2 separate regions of the Homo sapiens genome follow, and region 2 is linked to region 1. A link is a loop called in an ENCODE intact Hi-C map of the cell type or tissue named here. Cell type or tissue: psoas muscle. All regions are shown on one strand. Region 1 overlaps FBXL20 (F-box and leucine rich repeat protein 20). Region 2 overlaps FBXL20 (F-box and leucine rich repeat protein 20).

Evidence for each region. Peaks named below come from ENCODE experiments on the same cell type or tissue, not always from the same donor. Only the 100,000 strongest peaks of a DNase experiment are listed, where the experiment ranks them.
Region 2: a loop joins it to region 1, with 3 times the contacts of the local background. A loop is called at or near these places in 13 of 110 quality-filtered maps.

The regions. Positions count from the first base shown.
Region 1 is chr17:39,284,826-39,289,825 of GRCh38, reverse strand. It overlaps FBXL20 (F-box and leucine rich repeat protein 20), which reads left to right. Exons shown (of 15, transcript NM_032875.3): 7 at 4,253-4,348. Among named protein-coding and RNA genes, the nearest start is that of MIR548BC, 10 kb to the left of the region's middle. In psoas muscle, no CTCF peak of the experiment used is centred here; a DNase peak (open chromatin) is centred at 3,105; H3K27ac peaks cover 4,004 bases.
Region 2 is chr17:39,385,596-39,390,595 of GRCh38, reverse strand. The region is part of intron 1 of FBXL20 (F-box and leucine rich repeat protein 20); the gene reads left to right. Among named protein-coding and RNA genes, the nearest start is that of FBXL20, 14 kb to the left of the region's middle. In psoas muscle, no CTCF peak of the experiment used is centred here; no DNase peak of the experiment used is centred here.

The DNA.
Region 1 (5,000 bases):
GCAGGGTTTCACCATTTTGGCCAGGCTGGTCTTGAACTACTGGCCTCAACTGATCTGCCTGCCTCGGCCTCCCAAAGTGCTGGGATTACAGGCGTGAGTCACCACTCCTGGCCTCATACATATAGATTTAGAAACTCAGTATTGTTATAGTTTGGGTTTTTTTTTTGTTTGTTTCTTGAGATAGGGTCTTTCTCTGTCGTCCAGGCTGGAATGCAGTGGTGGCACAACCACAGCTCACTGCACCCTCCATCTCCTGGGCTCCCACCTCAGCCTCCCAAGTAGCTGGGACTACAGGTGTGTGTCACCATGCCTGGCTAATTTTTCTATTTTGGGTAGAGAGATAATTTCACCATGTTGCCCAAGGTGGTCTCAAACTCTGGGCTCCAGCAGCCTGCCTGCCTCAGCCTCCCACAGTGTTGGGATTACAGGCCTGAGCCACTGAGACTGGCCTAAAAACTCAATATTGTTAAGATACTTGTTTTCCTTAAATTGTTCTACAGATTCAGTGCAGTTCCAATAAAAAATCCCAATAGGTTTTTTTGTTGAAATTGAAAGGCTGATTCTAAATTCATGTGCAAATGCAGAGGTTCTAGAATAACGAAATCAATTTTGATGGACAGTGAAGTTTGGGGACTTATACTACCTGATTTGAAGGGTTATTATTACAGGAACGTTCATCAGGGCAATGTGCTGGTGCTATAAGCATAAACATATCAGTCAGTGGATTAAAATAAAGTGCCTAGAAAGGAGCCCACACATAGACAAGCTATAAAGAAAAAAATGATAAATTGTACCTCATTAAAATTAAAAACCTTTATGCTTCTGCCAGGCACGGTGGCTCACGCCTGTAATCCCAGCACTTTGGGAGGCCGAGGTGGGCAGATCACAAGGTCAAGAGTTTGAAAACATCCTGACTAACACAGTGAAACCCTGTCTCTACTAAAAATACAAAAAATTAGCCGAGTGTGGCGGCACGTGCCTCCCAGCTACTCTGGAGGCTGAGGCAGGAGAATCGCTTGAACCTGGGAGGCAGAGGTTGCAGTGATCCGAGATCGCGCCACTGCACTCCAGCCTGGGTGACAAAGCAAGACTGTGTCTTAGGAAAAAAAAAATTATGCGTCTAAAGATACCATTAACTTAAAAAAACAAAAAAGGTCACTTCACCTGATTGTCTGAGGGGGAAAAAATTAAAAAAATAATAATCGGAAAAGGCCAGGGACCATGACCTATACCTGTAGTCTCAACTACTTGGGAGGCTGAGGCAGGAGGATCACTTAAGCCCAGAAGAGCAAATCTAGCCTGACTGGTGTTTCTGGCAAGACTCCAACTCTAATTTAAAAGATAGAAAAGAAAGAAAATGAAAAGACAGGACACAGACTGGGAGAAAGTATTTGCAGGTCATATATCTAATAACAGTGCTTCTCTCAAGAGTATATAGAAAGCTCTTAGAATTAATAATGAGAAGACAATTAAACGAACAAAAATGGGCTGAAGTCTTGGATAGACATTTCACCGAAGACATAGGAATGGCAAATAAGCATAAGAAAAGGTATTTACACCAGGTGCGGTGGCTCACCATGTGTGCAATCCCAGCACTTTGGGAGGCCAAGGTGGGCGGATCGTTTGAGGTCAGGAGTTTGAGACCAGCCTGACTAACTTGGTGAAACCCCGTCTCTACTAAAACTACAAAAAAAATTAGCTGGGTGTGTTGGTGTGCGCCTGTAGTCCCAGCTACTCTGGAGGCTGAGGCAGAAGAATCACTTGAACCTGGGAGGCAGAGGTTGCAGTGAGCTGAGATCATGCCACTGCACTCCAGCCCGGGTGACAGAGTCCATCTCAAAAAAAAAAAAAAAAAAAGTTTTCATTACAGAATTGTAAAGTAAAACCACAATGCAATTCCACACCATACACACTAAGATAGCTGTATTCAAAAAGAGAGACAATGCCAAGTGTTGACAAGGATTTGGAAAAACTGGGTCCCTCATGAATTTCTGGCGGGAATGTAAAATGGTACGGCCAATTTGGGAAACAGTTTGGCAGTTCTCTTCAAAGTCAAACATAACCTTGCCATAGGATCTAGCAATTTCATTCCTAGGACTCTACCCAAAAGAAATGAAAACAAGCCGGGTGTGGTGGATCATGCTTGTAATCCCAGCACTCTGGAAGGCCAAGGCAAGAGGATCACTTGAGGCCAAAAGTTCGAGACTAGCTTGGGCATCATAGTTAGACCCTGTCTCTACAAAAAAATTTTTTTAATTAGGTGTGATGGCATGTATCTGTAGTCCTTGCTACTCAGGAGGCTGAAGTGGGAGATCGCTTGAGCCCAGGAGTTGGAGGTTACATTGAGTTATGATAGTGCCACTGCATTCCAGCCAGGGTGACAGAGTGAGACCCTGTCTGTAACAAAAAAAGAAAAAGGAAATGAAAACATTGGCCCACACAAAGACCTAGGAGACATATCAGCCAAAGAGAATGTGTGACTCTTGTTTGGATCCTAATTTGAACAAATCAACTTGTCAAAAACATTTATGATATAATTGGAGAAAAGTTAGCACATTTCAGTATCAGATGATATTAATAAATTAAAGTATTTACCTATTAGAAATAGATACCAAGGCCGGGCGTGGTGGCTCATGCCTGTAATTTCAGCACTTTGGGAGGCCGAGGCGGGCAGATCACAAGGTCAGGAGTTCAAGACCAGCCTGGCCAACATGGTGAAAACCCGTCTCTACTAAAAATAGAAAAATTAGCTGGGCATGGTGGCAGGCGCCTGTAATCCCAGCTACTTGGGTGGCTGAGGCAAGAGAATTGCTTGAACCCAGGAGGCGGAGGTTGCATTGAGCCAAGATCGTGCCACTGCACACCAGCCTGAGCGACAAGAACAAGACTCTGTCTCAAAAAAAAAAAAAAAAAAAAGAAATAGATACTGAAATATTTACAGGTAAAATGATATGTGTGGAATTGGCTTTAAAATCCTGGAATAAAAAAGGGGGGAAGAAGAGATGGCATAAAAAAAATTTTTTTTTTGAGACAGAGTTTCACTCTTGTTGCCCAGGCTGGAGTGCAATGGTGCAATCTTGGCTCGCTGCAACCTCCGCCTCCTGGGCTCAAGCCATTCTTCTGCCTCAGCCTTCCAAGTAGCTGGGATTACAGGCATGTGCCACCACGCTCAGCTAATTTTGTATTTTTAGTAGAGACAGGGTTTCACAATGTTGGTCAGGCTGGTCTAGAACTCCTGACCTCAGGTGATCCACCCACCTCAGCCTCCCAAGAAATAAAAATATTTAATAGTAGAATATTGATAAATGTTGGGCCAGGCACAGTGGCTCACACTTGTAATCCCAGCAGTTTGGGAGGCTGAGGCACGCGGAACACTTGAGGCCCGGAGTTGGAGACCAGCCTGGCTAACATGGCAAAACCCCATCTCTACAAACAATATGAAAAATTAGCTAGGTGTGGTGGTGTGTGTCTGTGGTCCCAGCTACTTAGGAGGCTGAGGCATGAGAATTGCTTGAACCCGGAAATGGAGGTTGCAGTGGGCCTAGATTGCAACACTGCTCTCCAGCCTGGGCAACAGAGCAAGATTGTCTCAAAAAGAAAAACAGTATTGATAAATGTTGAAGTTTACTGATGGTACATGTGGGTTCTCTGTATTATTTACTCTTGTTTATATTTGAAGTTTTCCATGATCTGTTAAATATTAAAATGAGAACTTGACCAGCAGAAAAAAGTCTTTAATACATAACTTACTTTTTTCAGCCCAATACCAGACCAGTCCATCCTTTGTATACCTTGCAAAAATCCAGTTCCTACATTAGTGTTATGCAAAAGGTTATCTTGAGTAGGGATTTAAGTGAAAAAACATGCAGAGCGTTTCTTCTTCATGTTTGACTACGTCTGGTAGATAGCCATTAGCTTCTGGTGTTTCTGGATTTGCAAAATGCATATAGATCTCTTCGAACTCACATTAAGTATCATGTTGTCAATTGCTGTTAACATTTTAAAATGTGAATCAAACACCATCTTCCCCTCATTCAAATTCTCATATGCAGCACAGCCTTTTTTCTTTGTGAATGGTATCTGTCTCTTCCTCAATGTGAAGGGTCGTAGGATATATAACTGCTTTTTTAGGGGTATGAAAATTTTACAGTTCTTATATATACACATGTGTTTAATAAGAACAGTGTCTGATATACCAAGGATGTGTACTTGTCTTGTTTATTCATTATTTTCTCCTTTTTCCATTTTTCAGTACATGTACTAGCCTTAGCAAGTTCTGTTCCAAACTCAGGCACCTTGACTTGGCTTCCTGTACATCAATAACAAACATGTCTCTAAAAGCTCTGAGGTAAATTTCTTATAATAAGCATGTCAAGTAATCAAAAAAAAATACATATTTTAAAAAAATAATTGATATAAAGTGGGAATTGAAGGCAACTCTGTTTTATGGATATATTCTATAGTTCAGAATAGATAATTTGTTTTACCACTTGCCCAAATTACAATTATGGGACATACTAAAGTGAAATGACTAGAGGTAACTAGGATTTCTGAACAGGGTAGTACAGTTTATACATAAACAATTAGATTTTTATGAAGTCTTATTTTCAAAAAGAAAATAAGGCCAGGCATGAAGACTCACGCCTGTAATCCCAGCATTTTGGGCGGCCGAGGCAGGCAGATCACGAGGTCAAGAGGTTAAGACCATCCTGGCCAACATGGTGAAACCCTGTCTCTACTAAAAATATAAAAATTAGTTGGGCATGGTGGCGTGCGCCTGTAGTCCCAGCTACTCGGGAGGCAGAGGTTGCGGTAAGCCAAGAGCACACCATTGCACTCCAGTGTGCTGACAGAGTGAGACTCTGTCTCAAAAAAAACAAAAAAAAAGAAAGAAAGGGCACGTGTTATAGCTTAGTGCTTAAAACAGGTATCTGGAGCCAGATTATTAACCAGGTACTTTAAGCAAACACAACCTTTCTGAGCTTTTTCTTATCACCTCA
Region 2 (5,000 bases), 100 kb before region 1:
GCCACCATATCTGGCTATTTTTTTTTTTTTTTTAAGATGGAGTCTTGCGCTCTGTCACCCAGGTTGGAGTGCAGTGGCGCCATCTCAGCTCACTGCAACCTCTGCCTCCCAGGTTAAAGTGATTCTCCTGCCTCAGCCTCCCTAGTAGCTGGGATTACAGGTGCCAACCACCACGCCTGGCTAATTTTTGTATTTTTAGTAGAAACGGGGTTTCACCATGTTGGTCAGGCTAGTCTTGAACTCATGACCCCAGGTGATCCACCTGCCTCGGCCTCTCAAAGTGCTGGGATTGATTACAGGTGTGAGCCACCGCGTCTGGCCAATTTTTGTATTTTTTTGTAGAGATGGGATTTCGCCATGTTGCCCAGGCTGGTCTCAAACTCCTGGACCTTGGCTTCCCAAAGTGCTGGGATTACAGGTATGAGCCACTGCACCCAGCCTAATCAGTTTTTTATATTGGGTTTATTAAACAGGAATGCCTATGAATTTTAATCTAGTTCAACAGTAATAATTTAGTAGTGTTTCAGTCTAGAATTTATACTGCAACTATTATTGTACTCATTGTTAGGCAAATATGAATAAGTGTCTCCTAAGATGAAAATCTGGCACCAAATTGTAAGTTGACATCTAAAACACTGGATCAGCAAGCTTTTAACCGCACCCTACCTCCGCCCCCAGAAATGGGTCATTCTTCCTTCTCTGATATGTAGAAAGTAAAGCTATGACATGATTAAACACAGACATTAAAGATGCATTTATTTATTTATTTGTTTATTTAGAGACAGAGTCTCACTCTGTCACCTAGGCTGGAGTTCAGTGGTGCGATCTTGGCTCACTGCAAGTTCCGCCTCCTGGGTTCACGCCATCCTCCTGCCTCAGCCTCCTGAGTAGTTGGGACTACAGGCACCTGCCACCACACCTGGCTAATTTTTTGTATTTTTAGTAGAGACAGGGTTTCACCGTGTTAGCCAGGATGGTCTCGATCTCCTAACCTTGTGATGTGCTTGCATCAGCCTCACAGAGTGCTGGGATTACAGGCATGAGCCACTGCACTTGGCCTGCATTTATTTTTTAAAACGAGCACTGCATTGCCAATACCCTTTCCCACTGCACTTGGCCTGCATTTATTTTTTAAAACGAGCACTGCATTGCCAATACCCTTTCCCGACATTCGTCCTTATCAGCTTTTTGAAAATCGTTTGCATGTGTTTCATGTAAAGAAAAGAAGGTCATATTAAACAAAATCATATCACAACTTATTTCTGCCACCCACTTGTAGAAAAGCAACCTGATGTATCTTGGCGTTCTCCTAGGACTGGTTAAAACTTTTCTTTAATACTATAACTTTCCTTGTACATTATCATGAATAGTAACTGCAGGGAGATAAGAAACTTCATTATTATTCAGTATTCTTAGTCACAGTTGACTGGGGTTATATAAAAGAAGCTTCCCAAATGTAGATCTAATTTTTTTTTTTTTTTTTTTTTTTTTGAGATGGAGTTTTGCTCTTGTTGCCCAGGCTGGAGTGCAATGGCGTGATCTCAGCTTACTACAACCTCCGCCTCCCGGGTTCAAGCGATTCTCCTGCCTCAGCCTCCCTAGTAGCTGGGATTATAGGCGCCTGCCACCATGCCCAGGTAATTTTCTGTATTTTTAGTAGAGATGGGGGTTTCATTATGTTGGTCAGGCTGGTCTCGAACTCCTGACCTCAGGTACTCCACCCACCTCAGCCTCCCAAAGTGCTGGGATTACAGGCGTGAGCCACTGCACCCGGCAGATCTAATTTTTTAAAGCACAACAAAAAATGCAGCTTTTGCCGGGCGCGGTGGCTCACACCTGTAATCCCAGCACTTTGGGAGGCCAAGGTGGGTGGATCGCGAGGTCAAGAGATCGAGACCATCCTGGCCAACATGGTGAAACCCCGTCTCTATTAAAAGTATAAAAATTAGCTGGGCATGGTGGCGGGCGCCTGTTGTCCCAGCTACTCGGGAGGCTGAGGCAGGAGAATTGCTTGAACCCGAGAGGCGGAGGTTGCAATGAGCTGAGATTACGCCATTGCACTCCAGCCTGGGCGACAGAGCGAGACGCCGTCTCAAAAAAAAAAAATTAAAAAAAAAAAAGCAACTTTTTTTTTTTGAGACAGGTTCTTGTTCTGTTGCCCAGGCTGGAGCCATAGTAGTGCGATCTTGGCTCACTGCAACCTCCACCTGCCAGGCTCAGGTGATTCTTGTGCCTCACCTTCCCGAGTAGCTGGAATTACAGTCGTGTGCCACCATGCCCAGCTATTTTTTTTGCACTTTTAGTAGAGATGAGATTTTGCCATGTTGGTCAGGCTGGTCTCAAACTCCTGAGCTTAAGCAATCTGCCTGCCTTGGTCTCCCAAAGTGCTGGGATTACACGTGTGAGCCACCATGCCTGGTCAAAATAAGTTTTTAATATAGAAAGAATACCAAGAAAAAATAATACCATTTTCTCAAGCATTTATATTACTTATTATTTCAATAATGTGAAATTTGCATTATAAGTGGTCTCAATAAATGGCGTTCTGAAGTTGTGGTCAAGATCTAGCTGATCCTCTAACCACTGTCAAATATATATTCAAATGAAATATGTAATTAACTCATCACATTACCTTTTTAGTTTTTATAATACAGATGGGACTGTGCCCTGATAAACCTATGATAAATTGAAAGTATCGTAAGTTGGAAACGTAGTTAAGGCCTGGTGCGGTCACTCACGCCTGTAACCCCAGCACTTTGCGAGACCAAGGTGGGAGGATCGCTTGAGCCCAGGAGTTCAAGACCAGCTTGAGCAATATAGTGAGACCTCATCTCTACAAAAAATTTAAAAATTAGCTGGGCATGATGGTGCACACCTGTAGTCCCAACTACTTGGGAGGGTGAGGTAGAAGGATTGCTTGAGCCCAGGAAGTGGAGGTTGTAGTGAGCCAAGATCATGCCTCTGCACTCCAGCCTGGAAGACAGAGTGAGACCTTGTCTCAAAAAAAAAAAAAAAAAGATTGGGCGCTGTGGCACACGCCTGTAATCCCAGCACTTTGGGAGGCCGAGACGGCCAGATCACCTGAGGTCAGGAGTTCGAGACCAGCCTGGCGAACATGGTGAAACCCCGTCTCTACTAAAATACAAAAATTAGCCAGGTATGGTGGCAGGCGCCTGTAATCCCAGTTACTCGGGAGGCTGAGGCAGGAGAATCGCTTGAACCCGGGAGACAGAGGTTACAGCAAGCCGAGATTGCGCCATTGCACTCCAGCCTGGGGGACAAGAGTGGGACTTTGTCTCAAAAAAAAAAAAAAAAAAAGTGCAGTTAATACACCTAACCCACCAAACATCATAGATTAGCCTCACCTACCTTAAGCATGCTCAGAATCCGTTAGTCTGCAGTTGGGTAAAATTATCTAACACAAAGCTGTTTTATAATAAAAATGTTAAATATCACATGTAACTTAATGACTACTGAAAGTGAAAACCAGAATGGTTGTGCGTGTACTCATTGCAGTTTCCACTGATGCATATTACGTGTACACCATTGTAACGTCAAAAAATCTTAAGTTAAACCATCGTAAGTCAGGGAACACCTGTATTACATACCTAGCAAGCATACAGTTTTATTCTTTTCTTTACATGATCTGGCTGTTGTCAGATGGCTGATGTTTGGTCAGTATTACTAGAAACAGTATTTCTTCAGAGGTGAGTTAACATAAGAACAAAAAAGCACAAGATTCAATGCAATATCAGTCTGGGAAGTAGGGGAGAATATGTGTGCTCCACATAATCTTTATTGGAAATAGTGTTCTTTTGTGGAATTAGAAGTGGATACACATTTAGGTTGAAAGTCCCTAACCAGTCACATAGTACTTGTAGGTATTTACTATGCTTCATGCTAATGGTACTCTTTAAAAATGGAAATAAGATAGAGGTCTAAGCAAAAAAAAATTTATTATTATTATTTTTTGAGACGGAGTCTCACTCAGTCACCCAGGCTGGAGTACAGTGACGTGATCTCAGCTCACTGCAACCTCCGCCTCCCGGGTTCAAGCGATTTTTGTGCCTCAGCCTCCTGAGTAGCTGGAATTACAGGCGCACGCTACCACTTCCAGCTAATTTTTGTATTTTTTGTAGAGACTCACTGTGTTGCTCAGGCTGGTCTCGAACTCCTGACCACAAGTGATCCACCCCGCCCTGGCCTCCCAAAGTGTTTAGATTACAGGCGTGAGTCACGTCACCCGTCCCTAGACTGATTAATTTTTATTTATTTATTTATTTATTTTTGAGACAGAGTCTTGCTCTGTCACCCAGGCTGGAGTGCAGTGGCGCGATCTCCGCTCACTGCAACCTCTGCCTCCCAGGTTCAAGAGATTCTCCTGCCTCAGCCTCTGGAGTGGCTGGGAATACAGGCACGTACCACCGGGTTTCACTGTGTTAGCCATGGTAGTCTGGATGTCCTGACCTCTTATCCACCCACCTTGGCCTCCCAAAGTGCTGAGATTACAGGTGTGAGCCACCGCGCCCAGCAGGACTGATTAGTTGGTGTTTTTTTTTTTTTTTTTTTTTGAGACGGAATCTCTGTTGTCAGGCTGGAGTACAGTGGCGCGATCTTGGCTGACTGCAACCTCTGCCTCCCGGGTTCAAGTGATTCTCCTGCCTCAGCCTCCTGAGTAGCTGGGACTACAGGCACACGCCACCATGCCCAATTAATTTTTGTATTTTTAGTAGAGACAGGATTTCATCATGTTTGCCAGGATGGTCTCGATCTCTTGAGCTCATGATCTGCCCACCTCGGCCTCCCAAAGTGCTGGGATTATAGGCGTGAGCCACCTCGCCTGGCTGCCTAATCAAAATTTAATGGAGAACTAGTTCAGTTAACTTTCTTGTAGTTTTCATTCACTCCAGCTGAGTTGGACTGCTCAGTCTCTGTGAATTGTTACCATTATTTTAGTTAAGGAAACTTGAGCATCAACCTCCTTGGCTGTTCTTACAGTA